2 separate regions of the Homo sapiens genome follow, and region 2 is linked to region 1. A link is an interaction called in ENCODE POLR2A ChIA-PET data of the cell type or tissue named here. Cell type or tissue: MCF 10A. All regions are shown on one strand. Links, peaks and the distances in the headings refer to the core of each region. The heading gives the core; the rest is flanking DNA. Region 1 has its middle 25 kb from the start of GRHL3. Region 2 overlaps IL22RA1 (interleukin 22 receptor subunit alpha 1).

What was found. Peaks named below come from ENCODE experiments on the same cell type or tissue, not always from the same donor. Only the 100,000 strongest peaks of a DNase experiment are listed, where the experiment ranks them.
Region 2: POLR2A ChIA-PET joins it to region 1 with 5 read pairs; 2 of 35 experiments call an interaction of 5 or more read pairs at or near these places.

What each region holds. Positions count from the first base shown.
Region 1 is chr1:24,290,612-24,297,775 of GRCh38, forward strand. No RefSeq gene overlaps it. Among named protein-coding and RNA genes, the nearest start is that of GRHL3, 25 kb to the right of the region's middle. In MCF 10A, for the core only: a CTCF peak has its summit at 4,300; DNase peaks (open chromatin) are centred at 3,890 and 4,430.
Region 2 is chr1:24,115,057-24,122,220 of GRCh38, forward strand. It overlaps IL22RA1 (interleukin 22 receptor subunit alpha 1), which reads right to left. Exons shown (of 7, transcript NM_021258.4): 7 at 4,715-6,681. The coding sequence ends at 5,749. Among named protein-coding and RNA genes, the nearest start is that of MYOM3, 6.5 kb to the left of the region's middle. RefSeq lists a silencer at 5,383-5,677. In MCF 10A, for the core only: no CTCF peak of the experiment used is centred there; DNase peaks (open chromatin) are centred at 4,925 and 5,325.

The DNA.
Region 1 (7,164 bases), core at 2,164-6,163:
AGACCGAGACTCCATGTCAAAAAAAAAAAAAGTATTTGTGGAAGCAGGGAGGAAGAGAGGAAAAAGAAGGAAAGAAGAGGCATGCCTGACCCACCAACTGGATGACCAAACTATGAAAGAACCGAGAAACGAATGAAATGGAATTCCTCTCGTAGTTCTCCTTCTCTGGAGAACTCTCCTTCTCATCATTGGAAAAGGAGATAAATTAAATGAGTTGGTCTTTTAAATAATAAGCGCTAGCATAATAGCCGTATTTACCATGTGACCAGCTGTGTTCTGTTCATTTTGAGTGTATTAACTAATTTAATTCTCACACCAATTCTAGGAGATGTGTTACTGTGCCCATTTTACAAATGAGCAGACCAAGGCTCCAAGAAGCCAAGTAACAAGCTCAAGGTCGTGTGGCTGCTTAGTGGAGCAGCTGGCTCCAGAGGCTGCCCTCTGGGCTGCGATTGCTTTGGTCCCTCTGAGGTGTTTCAGGAGGTGGACCCCCCCACAGGTGGTGATGACACAGGGCTGGTATTGTGCCCTGCTCATCCTGTTGCTCAGATCCTCAGGTGTGGACTCCTTTGCTTGCCTCTTGCCCATTTCTCCACAGTCTAGCTCTAACAGACATTTTCAGTTTGATCTCCTTCTACGTCCTTTCCCGTACCCGATGCTGCACCCAAGCCAGCTACTCCCTGTTCCCTGCTCACACCCTGTGCATTCCTGTGTCTAGGCTTTTCCTGCTGCTGTTCCTTCCTTGGCCTGGAATGTGTTCTCCCACCCCCGACTCTCACAATCATCCCCACCTCTCCAAGTCCAATTCAGGTGCCACTTTAGCTGTGAAGCCCTCGCTGGCCATCCCTGTTTAAAATGCATTACGCCTTGCCCTGCTCTGGGCTTCAGTAACTAACTCTTGATCATCTCCAGCCCCCCACATCCCACCCTAAGAAACTCTCATTGACCAGGAGCCGGGCTGAATTTCTTCACCCCTCCCCACCCCAGATGTTGAGATTTGGGAGAGCAAGGAGCTCTGTCTAGCTCATATCCTTGTCCCCGCTGCCCAGCATAGGACCCGGCATAAGTACACTAACCGTAAAAGCATGGTTAAAAGTGACCTACTCCACTTTCAGCCACTAGCTGATGACGATGTGCTGGTGTCCCACACCTTCCATTCCAGGATTCCTTCAGGTTCCCTCAATACACTTCCCACTACACCTCTGTGCCTTGGCCATGCTGTTCCTTCCACCTGGAATGCTCTCTCTACCTCGGCTGCTCAGAGAATCCAGAGTCTTTTCAAGTTCAGTTCAATGTCCCTTCCTCTAGAAAGCCTTCTCCCTCCTTTGCCCCAGAGCTAAATCACTTCTTCTTTTGCGTTGTCTCCGCACTTCACACCTGCCTGGGGGTTTGCTAAGCTGTACTGCAATGAGTTTTCCTGTCTGTCCCAGGTGGCTCTTTGAAGCTGGGACATGACAGACCACCTCTACGTCCCCAGGACCAAATACAGTGATTTTAAAGCATGTTTAGTTGTGGAACTCTCTCTTCAAAAGCAAAATCTATACGTATCTCAAAATAAAACAGATATAAGAAAGCAGTTCTTGGCAGAATGGGGAAGGGGACTGGGGGCAGCCCCACCTGTGTGAGCATCTCAGACCCACCAGGGACGCTGTCTCAGAGCTTCTAGGCCTCAAACACAGTGTGAAAACCCCTGACTCAGCACAACATCTGGAATAAGGTCGCTGCTCAACAAATTCTTTTTAAATGATTTGAAGGCCAAACACTTTCAGGACCCAAATAATGAATTTCTTAGAGTGGAATTTCAGACACCTTGCCTGGAAGAAGAGACACACTGGGGCTTTGGCTCAGGAGTCAGGGGTTCAAGCCTCAGCCCGGTTGCTCCCTGGCAGGACAGGGACCTCACCTCTCTGGACTTAATTTTTTTCATACATAAAATGAGAAGAAAAGTAACACTTACAGGTGTAAGGGCTACTGGCTGTGGTTATTTCTAGGCACTGGGGCTCTCTGCCCCTCTCTTTTCCTTAAATCACATCATTCATGTCCTACTGAAAAAAGACCCACTGGCCGGGCGCGGTGGCTGATGCCTGTAATCCCAGCACTTTGGGAGGCTAAGGCGGGCAGATCATGAGATCAGGAGTTTGAGACTAGCCTGGCCAACATAATGAAACGCTGTCTCTACTGAAAATACAAAAAAATTAGTCCAGCATGGTGGTGCGCACCTGCAGTCCCAGCTACTCGGGAGGCTGAGGCAGGAGAATTGCTTGAACCCGGGAGGCGGAGATTGCAGCGAGCCAAGATTGCGCCACTGCACTCCAGCTTGGGCGACAGAGCGAGACTTCATCTCAAAAAAAAAAAAAAAAAAAAAGAAAAAAAAAGACGCACTGCAGTCAGAGTGTAGGCCAGTCTGGTATAACGATTTGAGCATGGGTCTTGGCGCCAGATCCTGGCTCTGGTCTCTGAGCCTCAGTTTGCTCATCTGCCAAATGGGGATAATAACAGTAGCTCGTGGGGTAGAGAAGGCTTGTAATGTAGAAGTTAAGTGTGTGCACAGGTCCAGTTGCCCTGCTTTGAGACCTGGCTCCCTCATTTTCTAGCCCTGTGACCTTGAGCAGATTACTTCACTCTATGTGCCTTGGTTTCTCCAGCTGTAAAAAGGGAGAAATAATAGTACTCCCCTCATAGGCGTGGATAGTCATAGACGTGAAATGCTTAAAACAGTGCCTGGCACATAGTAACTGCTACATATGTGTACCCAACTGATACCATCCCATGGGGCTGTTGTGAGGATTAAATTAGAATATAAATAAAACGTGTCCAGCCTAGGGCCTGGTATACGGTAAGAACTCAATTCAGAGGAGCTGTTATTTAATATGACTTTGGCTCAAATTCAGCATGTTACATATGTGCTCCTAGGGTGGGAGGAGGGAAAAAAACCTGGGCAGAAATTCTAGGCCTTGCAATCTCACTCTGCGATCTCCTGTGAAAGGGGCCGCAGCAGCTTCTGCATTTGGGTGGGTGCGCCACGGTGCAGTTCTGGGTGTGTCCTGCTGCCTGACTCAGACACAAGTGCCCTCTCCCACCTGTCCCCCACCCATCTCCCACAGCACCCTGTGCCTGCCCATCCATGTGGTGATTAGGCCTGACCCCGAAAGCAGCAAGATTCTATCACTGCCCCAGGGCCAGGGGTGGCAGGAGGGGTTATAATTATGGGTTTCATCGAAATTGTGGAAATGGCAAACGCTGCTTTCTGCGGCTCCTCTAAGGGCCCTGCTGGGGCCCTCCCCAAACCCTCCCACCTGGGTGCCCCCAGAAGCCGGCACTCCCAGTCCATGGCAACCTACAGTTACAGACAACTTATTACAAGTGTGCTAAGCGTTTTATGTGAAGAATCTCATTTAATCCTCACAAACGGTATTATTTCCCCCATCTTACAGGTGAGACTCAGGAAGGCAAAGTGACTCACCCTAAAGTATGCGGCCAAGACAGTCTCCAAGGACTTTCTGGCTCTTTGGCCCGTGATCTTAACCTCTACCTGAGTTTGTATCAAATATGGCACCAAAATGTGGTTGTAGTCCTACAGTTAGGGAACTGGGCCCCGAGTTTGGCCATGGCTCTCACCCTGTGCGATCTGGGCAGTCACGTCACCTCTCTGAGCCTAGGTTTCCTCTTGAGTTTAGCATGAGGGCCGGAGGAGGAAACGTGTGTGTCTATTAATGCCTGGGATGGATAAGGCTCCATAAGGGTCAGCTACCATATTCTTTTGCTGTTGTTGGTACTGTTAGGCTTTATTGGTGGAGTGATGAAATCACCGTCTACACAGACACAAACATCAGGGCATTGGGAAACCTCTTCGTACTGGATGTGCCACAGGCGAGATTTGATCATACATTCTCCAATTTCTTCCAGATCCTGAGTCATGAAAAGGTGGGCTGAGTCATGCCTGGGGCTTCCATTTTGCTTATACTGAGCCATTACGTTGTGAAATCTTTAGTAAGTAGCAGGAGCTTTAATGGAAAGCAAATTAAACTCATCCCCCAGTTTGCTGGGGGTGTGGAAGCCCGTCCGGGAAGCTCATAGTGATCATAGCATGGAGCCTGGAGCTCTTGGAAGGAAAGGGGTTTGAGAAGTCCTAGGTCTTCCTCCCCGCCTTTCCTTTTTCTTTTTAATAATGTGTTTTCTTCAGCCTGTGATAAATGACTGGGAGTGGAAGATGCCCAGTAGGGGGAGGGAAAGGGAGGGATGTTGTTTACTTATCTGGGAGCACATCGCCAAGACAAAGCTTGGAGTTCTAATACTCTCCAGTGCGTGACCCACTTCCCTCTGTGGCCCAGAGCAAGTATCGCCCTGATTTGCTGGTGACTCTGCAATAATCACCTCCCTCAAACTTCCACACCTCTCCCAGCAAGGCAGGAAGGAAACACCACGCCTGGCCTTGGGCAATCCCAGGGACCAGCCAGGATTCCATTAACCCCAGAAGTGAACCCTGGATTCCATTGGTCAGGCCCCACCCCCCAACTTCGTTGGGCTTCCTTGGGTAATTTATGAGCTTCTCCACTTTGGCTGTTATTATTCGCCTCTTGTTAATGAGCAGGCTTAGGGCATTCAGGATTTCCTTAGTCAGTGATTCCTCCTTCTGGAGTAGTCTGTCTTTGGACTTTTATAGGTCGTTAACAGCCTTGCAAAGTCTGACACTGTACCAGGCAACTGGGTTTCTTTACTGGAAAGGAAAAGGGGGAGGCTGAGGGACGGATGGAAGCTACTTCAGGTCAAGGGGGGCTCTTGCTCACCACAGGACATAAGCTCACCATTTTCTGTCCCAAGGGGACAAACACGACACACGCGGCTACAGGGGACTGAGGAGATTTTGTATCTGCATTCATTTTAAAATGGAGAGACCTGGAAATTGGCCTCCAAAGACAGCAAAGTAATGTTTCATTCACTGCTCTTGGGGGCTTCCTATTTTCTGAGGTAAATGTGTGCAGTTGCTTTCCTGGAAGGCACTTTTTCCTCAGCCTCAAGGCCTCTCCAGCTGAGGTGGCTGAGGGAAGGCCTGGAGTGAGGGGATAAAGTCACGGTTGACAACAACACCCTTCTTTTCATTCCTCAGCACTTGACACACTGGCACGCTTAATAAAACAGGTGGCAGGCATGGTGGGACCAAAGTGCTGATTCAGCCATGCCACTTGCCTTTCATCTTGGGCTTGGACTGTCGAACAGACATGCTTAACAAGAAGAGGTGGAGGAGTTTATCCCCTTAATAAGCCACCCTGAAGTCACTGTGCGGAATCATGTTCATCTCTCAGGATGCTGCGGGGGAATCATTTCTAGTTACAGAGTCTTAATAATTTGCCCAGTGGGCTTAAGAACTATTGATACATTCATTAATAACAACAAAATCTATTGATACATTTTTTGGAAAAAAGCAAGCTTAGGCTGGGCGCGGTGGCTCACGCCTGTAATCCCAGCACTTTGGAAGGCCGAGCCGGGTGAATCATGAGGTCAGGAGTTCGAGATCAGCCTGGCCAACATGGTAAAACCCCGTCTCTACTAGAAATAAAAAAAATTAGCTGGCGTGGTGGTGGGTTCCTGTAATCCCAGCTACTCGGGAGGCTGAGGCAGGAGAATCGCTTGAACCCACGAGGCAGAGGTTGCAGTGAGCTGAGATCGCGCCACTGCACTCCAGCCTGGGTGACAGTGCGAGACTCCATCTCAAAAAAAAGAAAAAAGCAAGCTTATAAAACATAATATCTTGTCTGTGATTCCATTTTTGTGAAAAAAAATCTACTATGGAAAGAATAGGTTGGAAGGTTTTAAAATATCAGCATTGAATGGTGGAGTAATGTTTTTAAATTTTTAGTTATTTATTGCCTTTGGTAATTCTGAAAATTTTCTCCCACAAACATATATTACATTTGAAATAAATAATAAAAGTAAACCCCTGGATATTTCTGGTAAATCCAACCCCAGCTTAGCTTAAAATTGTCTCCCAGATTCAGACAAAAATATCTCAAGGTCAGTGGCTAATTTCTGCTTTTATGCCTTCTTCAATTCAGCCCTACCGTCCAGAAAGCCCAGGGAGTTGAAGCTAAAGAGAAATCATTAGGCTGGGTGCCGTGGCTCACACCTGTAATCCCAGCACTTTAGGAGGCCAAGGTGGGTGGATCACCTGAGGTCAGGAGTTCGAGACCAGCGTGGCCAACATGGTGAAACTCCGTCTCTACTAAATATACAAAAATTAGCCGGGGCCTGGTGGTGGGCGCCTGTAATCCCAGCTACTCGGGAGGCTGAGGCAGGAGAGTCGTTTGAACCCCAGAGGCGGAGGTTGCAGTGAATGAGATCGCGCCACTGCACTCCAGCCTGAGTGACAGGGCGAGACTCTGTTTCAAAACAATAAAGAGAAATCATTGTTCACCATATTTGTATTTGACTGTGTGGCCCTTTTTTCCCTCTAGATCTAGCTTCTCCTGTAATGAGAGCTGTCACAGAAGGGCACGGGGCCGGAGTGGCTGTCTTTCCACAGCCATAAAATGTTTGTTTTCCCCTTGCCTTGCTTTACCCTGAGAGGCTGGGTTTAGCAACACTGTACAGTTCTCAGAGCGGGGCTGTTTATCAAAATGTGCTGTTTAAACCCAGGTTAAGGCAACCAGGATTTTGAGTATGGAACCAGCCCTATGTCCCAGCCTGTCTGGTCTATGTCTGCTCCTCAGCAGGAGCCAGGAACAAGCAGGGCCCTGGGGGAAGCCTCTCTTTATGAGGCTTCTGCTACTGAATCTCTTCAGCTTCCTCAGCTGGAAGCCTGAAGCTAAGCCTAGACAGTCTTGGCATCACCTCACCTTGAGCAAGGGGAGGGGTTTATTTAAAAAAAAAAAAGCTCTAGAAGATCAGGAGGATGACAACAGGTCATTTGGGAGTAAAACACTTTTTAGTGATGAAGCCTGAAAAAGGATTTTGAAACCCCAGACAGTAGTTGCTTATGTGATGGGAGAAATAGCCCTCAGGCCACCAGGGTCATTGCTCCTGGGGATGTTTTCTGAGCCTCCCTTCCGCTCCTGGTTGCAAAACACAGTGGTCTGTGCAAGGGCCCTCCAAGCCGCCGCCTGTGCACCTGGTCCTGCAGCCCTGCTGCTGCTTCGGAGGAGGTTATGTCCACCCTAAGGGAAGGCT
Region 2 (7,164 bases), core at 3,165-7,164, 170 kb before region 1:
GGGGGACCTTGGCCTCCTTTCTGGGCCTCAGTTTCTTTCTCTGTAGGTGGAGGACACATTCCAAGATAGCAGAGAACTTGCCTGCCTGACCATATCCCTACCCCCGAGAACAGTGCTTGGCATACACCTGGCCCTCAATTCACATTTATTTACAAATGAATCAGTGGGCTGGGCGCAGTGGCTCACGCCTGTAATCCGAGCACTTTGGGAGGCCGAGGCAGGTGGATCATGAGGTCAGGAAATCGAGACCATCCTGGCTAACAAGGTGAAACCCTGTCTCTACTAAAAATACAAAAAATTAGCAGGTCGTGGTGGTGGGCTCCTGTAGTCCCAGCTACTCAGGAGGCTGAGTTAGGAGAATGGGGTGAACCCGGGAGGCAGAGCTTGCAGTGAGCTGAGATGGCGCCACTGCACTCCAGTCTGGGAGACCAGAGAGAGACTCCGTCTCAAAAAAAAAAAAAAAAAAGAAAAATGAATCAGTGAATGGTTACTGTCTTAGTTCGTTTGAGCTGCTACAACAAAATACATTAGACAGGGTCATTTATAAATAACAAAAGTTTATTTCTTACGGTTCTGGAGACCAAGAAGTTCAAGATCAACGTGCTAGCAGATTCAGTGTCTGGTGAGGACCTGCTCTCTGCATCATAGATGGTGCCTCTTGTGGAGTCCTCATGTGGTGGAAGGGGCTAGGGCACTCTCTTCAACCTCTTTTATAAGGGCATTAATCCCATTCCATTTTTATTTTTTTCCCCGAGACAGGATCTTGCTCTGTTGCCCAGACTGGAGTGCAGTGGTGCAGTCATGGCTCACTGCAGCCTCAACCTCTTGGGCTTAAGTGATCCTCCTACCTCAGCCTCCTGAGTAGCTGGGACTATAGGCACGCACCACCACACCAGGCTAATTTTTGCGTTTTTTGTAGAGACAGGGTCTCACTGTGATGCCCGGGCTGGTCTCAAACTCCTGGCCTCAAGGGATCTTCCCACCTTGGCCTCCCAAAGTGCTGGGATTACTGGCTTGAATCACCACCATGCTGGCCTCTTGATCCCATTATTGAGGGCATAGCCTTCATGGCCTTCCAAAGGGCTCACCTCTTGCTACTATTACATGAAGTTTCAACATATGAATTTTGGGGGGACTCCAACATTCAGACTATAGCAATTGCCTATCTTGCAGAATGGCTGGGAGACTCAGATAAGGTTAAATGTGTAAAATACCTACTATAGTACCTGGCTTATCTTTCTTCTTTCTCCCCTTGCCTTCTTTTCTCTTTTATTCCCTTCCCTGGACTTATGACCATTAAGAACAAACTGACTGCTCTGAACCTCCATGCTGTTTCTCCGACAGCAACCAAGCCTGTGGCTTTCTCCCCCTGTGTGGCGACACTGTACCTGCTTCAGTCTCCCGTCCCTCCCTGTCGCTCTCGGAGTCCAGTTAATTGCAACTGCTGTTCTTCTCATACGGACTGGCCAAAGCATATCTTCCTTACTCCCCCTTCCTCCTTAGAGTGGGAAGGAAAAATGGGCTCAAGTAGCCAAAGGAGCTGAGCAGCAGCTCTGGGGTCTCAGAGTTGTCTCATCAGCGTCAGCACCAGCAGGGGAGGTGGGGGCTGCCTCCATCTCTCTGGCAATACCTGCCTCAGCTTATTGTTTCTGTCCCATGGTCTGGAATGCAGGTGGGGACAGCGACAGGGGACAAGCATTGGTGACATCAGGCCATAGTCTCCCTGTCCAGGTTGACACTCAGACTTGGGAGGGACAGAGGCTCTGGCTGTCTGGAAATCTGGAGGAGCTCCAGTCCTGCTGGTCCAATTCTCTGGGTGGAAACTCAGGCAAGCCCTGTATGTTCCTAGAGTCGGGAGCTTGGGAGGTCAGAGGTTTGCAGGCATCACAGCCATGCAGTACCCCCACCCTCAACTCTGTTGCAACAGCGGGTGTAATGGGGGTCCCTCTAGGGCGCTGATTTGAGGCTATGGAGAGAGAAAGTGATGGTGTAACGGCACTGTTCCCTCAACTTGCTTCAGAGGAATCACCAAAGAAGTTTATGAAAAATGCAGATACCCCCCAGCACTTTGGGAGGCCAAGGTGGAGGATCACTTGGGTCCAGGAGTTTGAGGCTAGCCTGGTCAACAGGGTGAAACCTGTTGACAAAAATACAAAAAATACAAAAGTTAGCAGGCATGGCGGTGGGTGTTTGTAGTCCCAGCTACTTGGGAGGCTGAGGTGAGAGGATCACCTGAGCCAGGGAGGTGGAGGCTGCAGTGAGCTGTGATCATGCTACTGCAATCCAGCCTGGGTAACAAAGTGAGGCTCTGTCTCAAAAACAAACAACCAGATTCCTAGAAACTGTGAGTTTAGCAGGTCTGGGGTGGGCTTGGGGAAGCTGTATTTTTAGTAAGCTTCCCAGAGTATTTTCATGAACTAGGGCAAGTAATCTCTCTGAGACACATTTTCCTCCTTTGCGAAATATCAATAATACAACCTATCATGGAGAGAAGGGTACCAGGAGGATGAATGATCAAGTACATAACGGCCAAGCAACACGGTTGACTTCTTCTCTTTCATATGACTTTGACTACTGCTACTATTATATTACTAGTCATTTATTCCTGGGCTTGACTGTGCCATACCTTGTAGGCAAGTGAAAACTTGGAGAATCACCTCTCTTGCTGGGCAGGGTGGGGCTGTGGAGATTCCTGGAAATGGGATCGGACCCAGGACTCTCAGGAACGATGAGGTCCCCAGCCAGCTCCAGGGTATGCGGACGCTCTGCCTTCTGGCTGGTTCCAGCTCTATCTGCAGGCCTGGGCTGCCTGGGAGGCATGGGACCTCAGGGGTCATGCAGTCTGGTCCCCGCCCCTCAGTGCAGACAGGTCCAACCTGAGGAGGGGTGAGTCACAGACTCGAAGCCATCCATCCCTCTCTTCAGACACTCAGACTCCACCCTCCCAGAATCATTTCTGAAATGTTTGTCACCCGGAGGAGGGCAAAGAGCTTCGTGTTACTGTGAGTTGGAAGAGATATTTATGGCTTTTAATAAAACTTCTTTTTTGAGATGGAGTCTCGCTCTGTTGCCCAGGCTGGAGTGCAATGGCTGGATTTTGGCTCACTGCAAACCCCGCCACCCGGGTTCAAGTGATCCTCCTGCCTCAGCCTCCCAAGCAGCTGGGATTACAGGCGCCTGCCACCATGCCCAGCTAATTTTGTACTTTTAGTAGAGAGGGGGTCTCATGTTGGCCAGACTGGTCTGGAACTCCCAACCTCAGGTGATCCACCCACCTTGGCCTCCAAAAGTGCTGGGATTACAGGCGTGAGCCACTGCGCCTGGTCTTAATAAAAAACTTCTGTAGCTCCTGGGTCTCACTTGGTGAGAATAGTCCACCTGTTAGGTTGTTTTTCACCAATAAACAAGGTGAAGACAGTTAACCTTTGGCCAAGTGTGACCCAAGCAACAGGAAGTAGACTTGTTTGCAGTGGGTGGGGAGAGGGGAGCCGTCATCCGGCTGACTTGGCTGCCGTGGAGGGGTGAATGGGCTGGGGGGGGCTGTCCAGGTAGACCCATCCCTCTGCACGGAGGTGTTGGGTCTAAACCAGTGACACCGAGGAGATGTTAAACATTAATTACCATCAGATAAGAACACCACCACCTGTCACTGTGTCCCAGGAAAGGGGAGGGGTGGGGAAGAGAAGAGGAGATGTACCTGGGAAGAGAAGGACACTGTCCACTCTGGGAAGGGTCCCTCTGAGGTGACTGGTGTTCCATCCTCTTTCTCAGAAATGTTCAGAAAAGGCTTTGGAGGGCAGGTGTGGTGGCTCACGCCTGTAATTCCAACTACTTGGGAGGCTGAGGCAAGACAATCACTTGAGCCCATGAGTTCAAGACCAGCCTGGGCAACATGGCGAAACCCCATCTCTACCAAAAATACCAAAAATTATCTGGGCATGGTGGCATGCACCTGTAGTCCCAGCTACTCGGGAGGCTGAAGTAGGAGGATCACTTGAGTCCAGGAGGTCAAGGCTGCAGTAAACTGTGTTCATGCCACTGCACTCCAGCCTAGGCCACAGGGTGAGACCCTTTCTCCAAAAGGAAAAACAAAACAAACAAACAAAAAGACTTTGGAGCAAGGTGACCAGGAGCACTTTTCTCTTGGGGACCCCATTAGGAGGCCTCCCCTCCTTAGCCTCCACTAGTCTCATCCTCCAAGAATCCAAGCAGGTGTGGAAAGCTTCCTCTCTCGATGAGGACAAAAAGCCCTAGGTTTGCACTCCAACTCTGTCACAGCCTCAATAGTGGGATCTCGGGTAGGTCCCCTCTCCCTCTGGACTTTGGCTTCCTCATGGTAGGGGTCGTCTGAGATGCAGTGATACGGAGGGTATGGCAGCAGTCTGAGAGCACAGAGTGTGCAACACTGCCTCTGTGGGGGATCAGGGAGGCTGGATGGACAGAGGCCGTCTGAGATTACCACTGCCACCCACAATGGCTTCTGCCTACGATCTCAGGGAGAAGGTTCCACATCATTTGTCTCTGAACTCTTGTCTCTAGAAGGCCCTGCAGTCCCTCCTCTTTCCCACCCCAGACCCCTCTGGCTTTGCCTGTCCTGAGGAAATCCAGGTCATTTAAGCCCATGAGAAAATGCCAGGTGTGTCTGAAGCCAATCCGAATTGGGGGAGGGGGTCACTCCTTGTGTAACGTAGTTTAAAAAAAAAATCACAACAGGAAATAGCTACCGTTTATTGGGCACTGCCCATGTACCAGGCACTATTAAGCACTTTAAAGACATGACTTCATTTCATCTTCACCACAACTCCATGAGGTAGGTGTTATGATCCCCACATTACAGATGAGGAAACCGAGGTTCTGGGCACTGATTTCATTTGTTTGAAGTCACACAGCTTGTGAGTGGTGAGGCTGGAATTTGAGCCCAGATGGGCTGAACCCAAGGCAGAGCTTGCAAAGTTGTGACATCAGTACAGTGTGTTATTGTACCCGTCCAGGGGCCACAGCCCTCACCTTCCTTTCAAACCCCATTCTCAGGATAGGGTCTGAAACTCCTGCCTGCAGAAAAGGCTTGTGTGTCTCCCTCCCTGGTGGACCTGCATTTCGCTTTGTTCTATCAGAGGAATGAAGCTGAAATCGTGCAACGTCAGGCAGTTGCCCTGGCTGGGAATGAGCTGCAGGCCACACCCCTCCCTAGAGTCCTGCCGTCCTGCTGGCCCTGGCCTTGGCAGAAGTGCAGGTTGTTCTGGTTCTGCCCAGCCTCCTTCTGGTTCTTTTCCAGGCCTGGTTCTTTTCCAGGCTCTCTTCCCACCTTTGAACAATGACAGAAGAGGCAGGGGCCTCATGCTCTGTCGAGCTAGATTGTGAAACTGGCCAGGAATGGGGCAAGGAGAGGCAAATTCCCTGAGCACTTTGAATCCATGGTGTTAGGAGGTGGGGCTCTGGACCTCGGGAGTTTCCCTGCATTTCCTCCTTGCACTGTCATTTCTGCCTTGCAGGGCTCAGCGAGCACGCGCTTGTCTACACAAGCTGCTCCCCAGAGCTCCCCCGCTGCAGTCCTTATCATGCTGCTTTGCTCCGGTGAGGAGCGCACCCATGGCAGGGGCCCTGCATGCCACTCCCTCTGCTTCTCTCAAGGGCACCCGTCTGAGGCCAGATCGCAGAGTGTGTGGCGTGGGCAGGCATGGGATTGACAGCCAAGGATGTGACACTGGGTAGGGACAGGGAGGAAGCACCAAGCCTTTCCCATTCCCCTCAGGACTCCCACTGCACAGTCAGGGCCAGGCCTCTGAAAAGAGAATCCAGTTCTGTGGGCTGCTCCAGGTCTGAGGTCTCAGGGGCTGGGCTCTTGGCTTCATCCTTGGGACACACAAGGGACTCCAGCAGGCCCCAGGGACTTGGACCTTGGTCCGAGGGGGAACATGGACGGGAAGGAGGTTGCAAAGGGAGGGACATGGGGTGGCCCTCGATCTGGACTGAGGAGAGGAGGGGGAGCTGGCCCTTTAGGTACTGTGGTGTCCCTTCCTCCCCACTGTGTAGCACATTTGGGTCAGATGTTCTGTCTGTGCAAATCCCCAGGGGCTGGTGCAATGATTTTGCTTCTTGGGATTCCTCCATAGCCAAGGAGGTCACCTCCTGCAGAGAAAGGCCACCTAACATGCAGCTTCCAGCTGGTGGCTCTTTCTGAAGCTGACCTTTAGGCCTAAGGTGTTTAGGACTAGAAAGTGTCCCAGTGGGGGAGTCTTTGCCAGAACCTTCCATGCATACCCCATAGGAGGGAGGCCAGCTGTCCGGAGTGGCTTGAGGGGCATAGGAGGAAGGCTGGACCTTAGAGATGGCCTGTGGGGCGTAGAATGGGAATTGAGCTTCGGGGGTCACCTGAGGTGCATAGGATGGGGGCCCGACCTCAGGGGCAGCGTTTGGGGCATAGGACAGTGGGGAGAGGATCTGGGGAGGTGGCACGTTGGAGGGCTGGAGGATGGAGATGTCTGGCTGCCCTAAGTAGGTGATCTCGGACAGGCTATGCCGCTGTGGAGCTCCTGCGGGCTCCCTGGGTCCAGACACCCTGATCTGGGAGTACTGGACAGGCTGGGCCAGACTGCTGGGGCCGCTGAGGTCAAAGACAGGGATCAGGACGTGCTCCTGGATGAAGCGCAGCGGCTGGAAAGTCAGGACTCGCTGGACGTTCTGTGCAGGGACGACAACAGTCACCCCCCTGTGGTTAGGGTAAGTCCCAAGCTCCCTACTGGTGATGTGGGTGGGTGAGGTCCTCCATAGGGAGGCATCTGGGGGCTTTTTCAAGATGCGTCTGTCCCATATCCCCATCTGCTTCCCAGAGACTCCTCTAGGTGCAAGTGCCTCTCTGAAGGGACAGGGTCTCTCAGCTCTTTGGTTCTAAAGCCTGGGTTATCTCAGGGAGAGAGATCTGGGCTCTGGTTTCTCCAGGAGGCGGATAATCCAGGGAGTAGATGACCAGGATTTGGGGTTGCCTTGGGGCATGATCTCGAGGTGGTGGCCCGCATTGTTGCTTGGCCCACGGGTCCCTGAGGGCCTAATACAGGGTCAGGGTGGGAAAAGAAGGAGCCAGGAGAGACCGGGAGAGCTTTACAGAAAATGCTTCATCTGGACTTGCACATTGAGCAAAACTCCCTCAGAGCTCCTCTGTCCCTC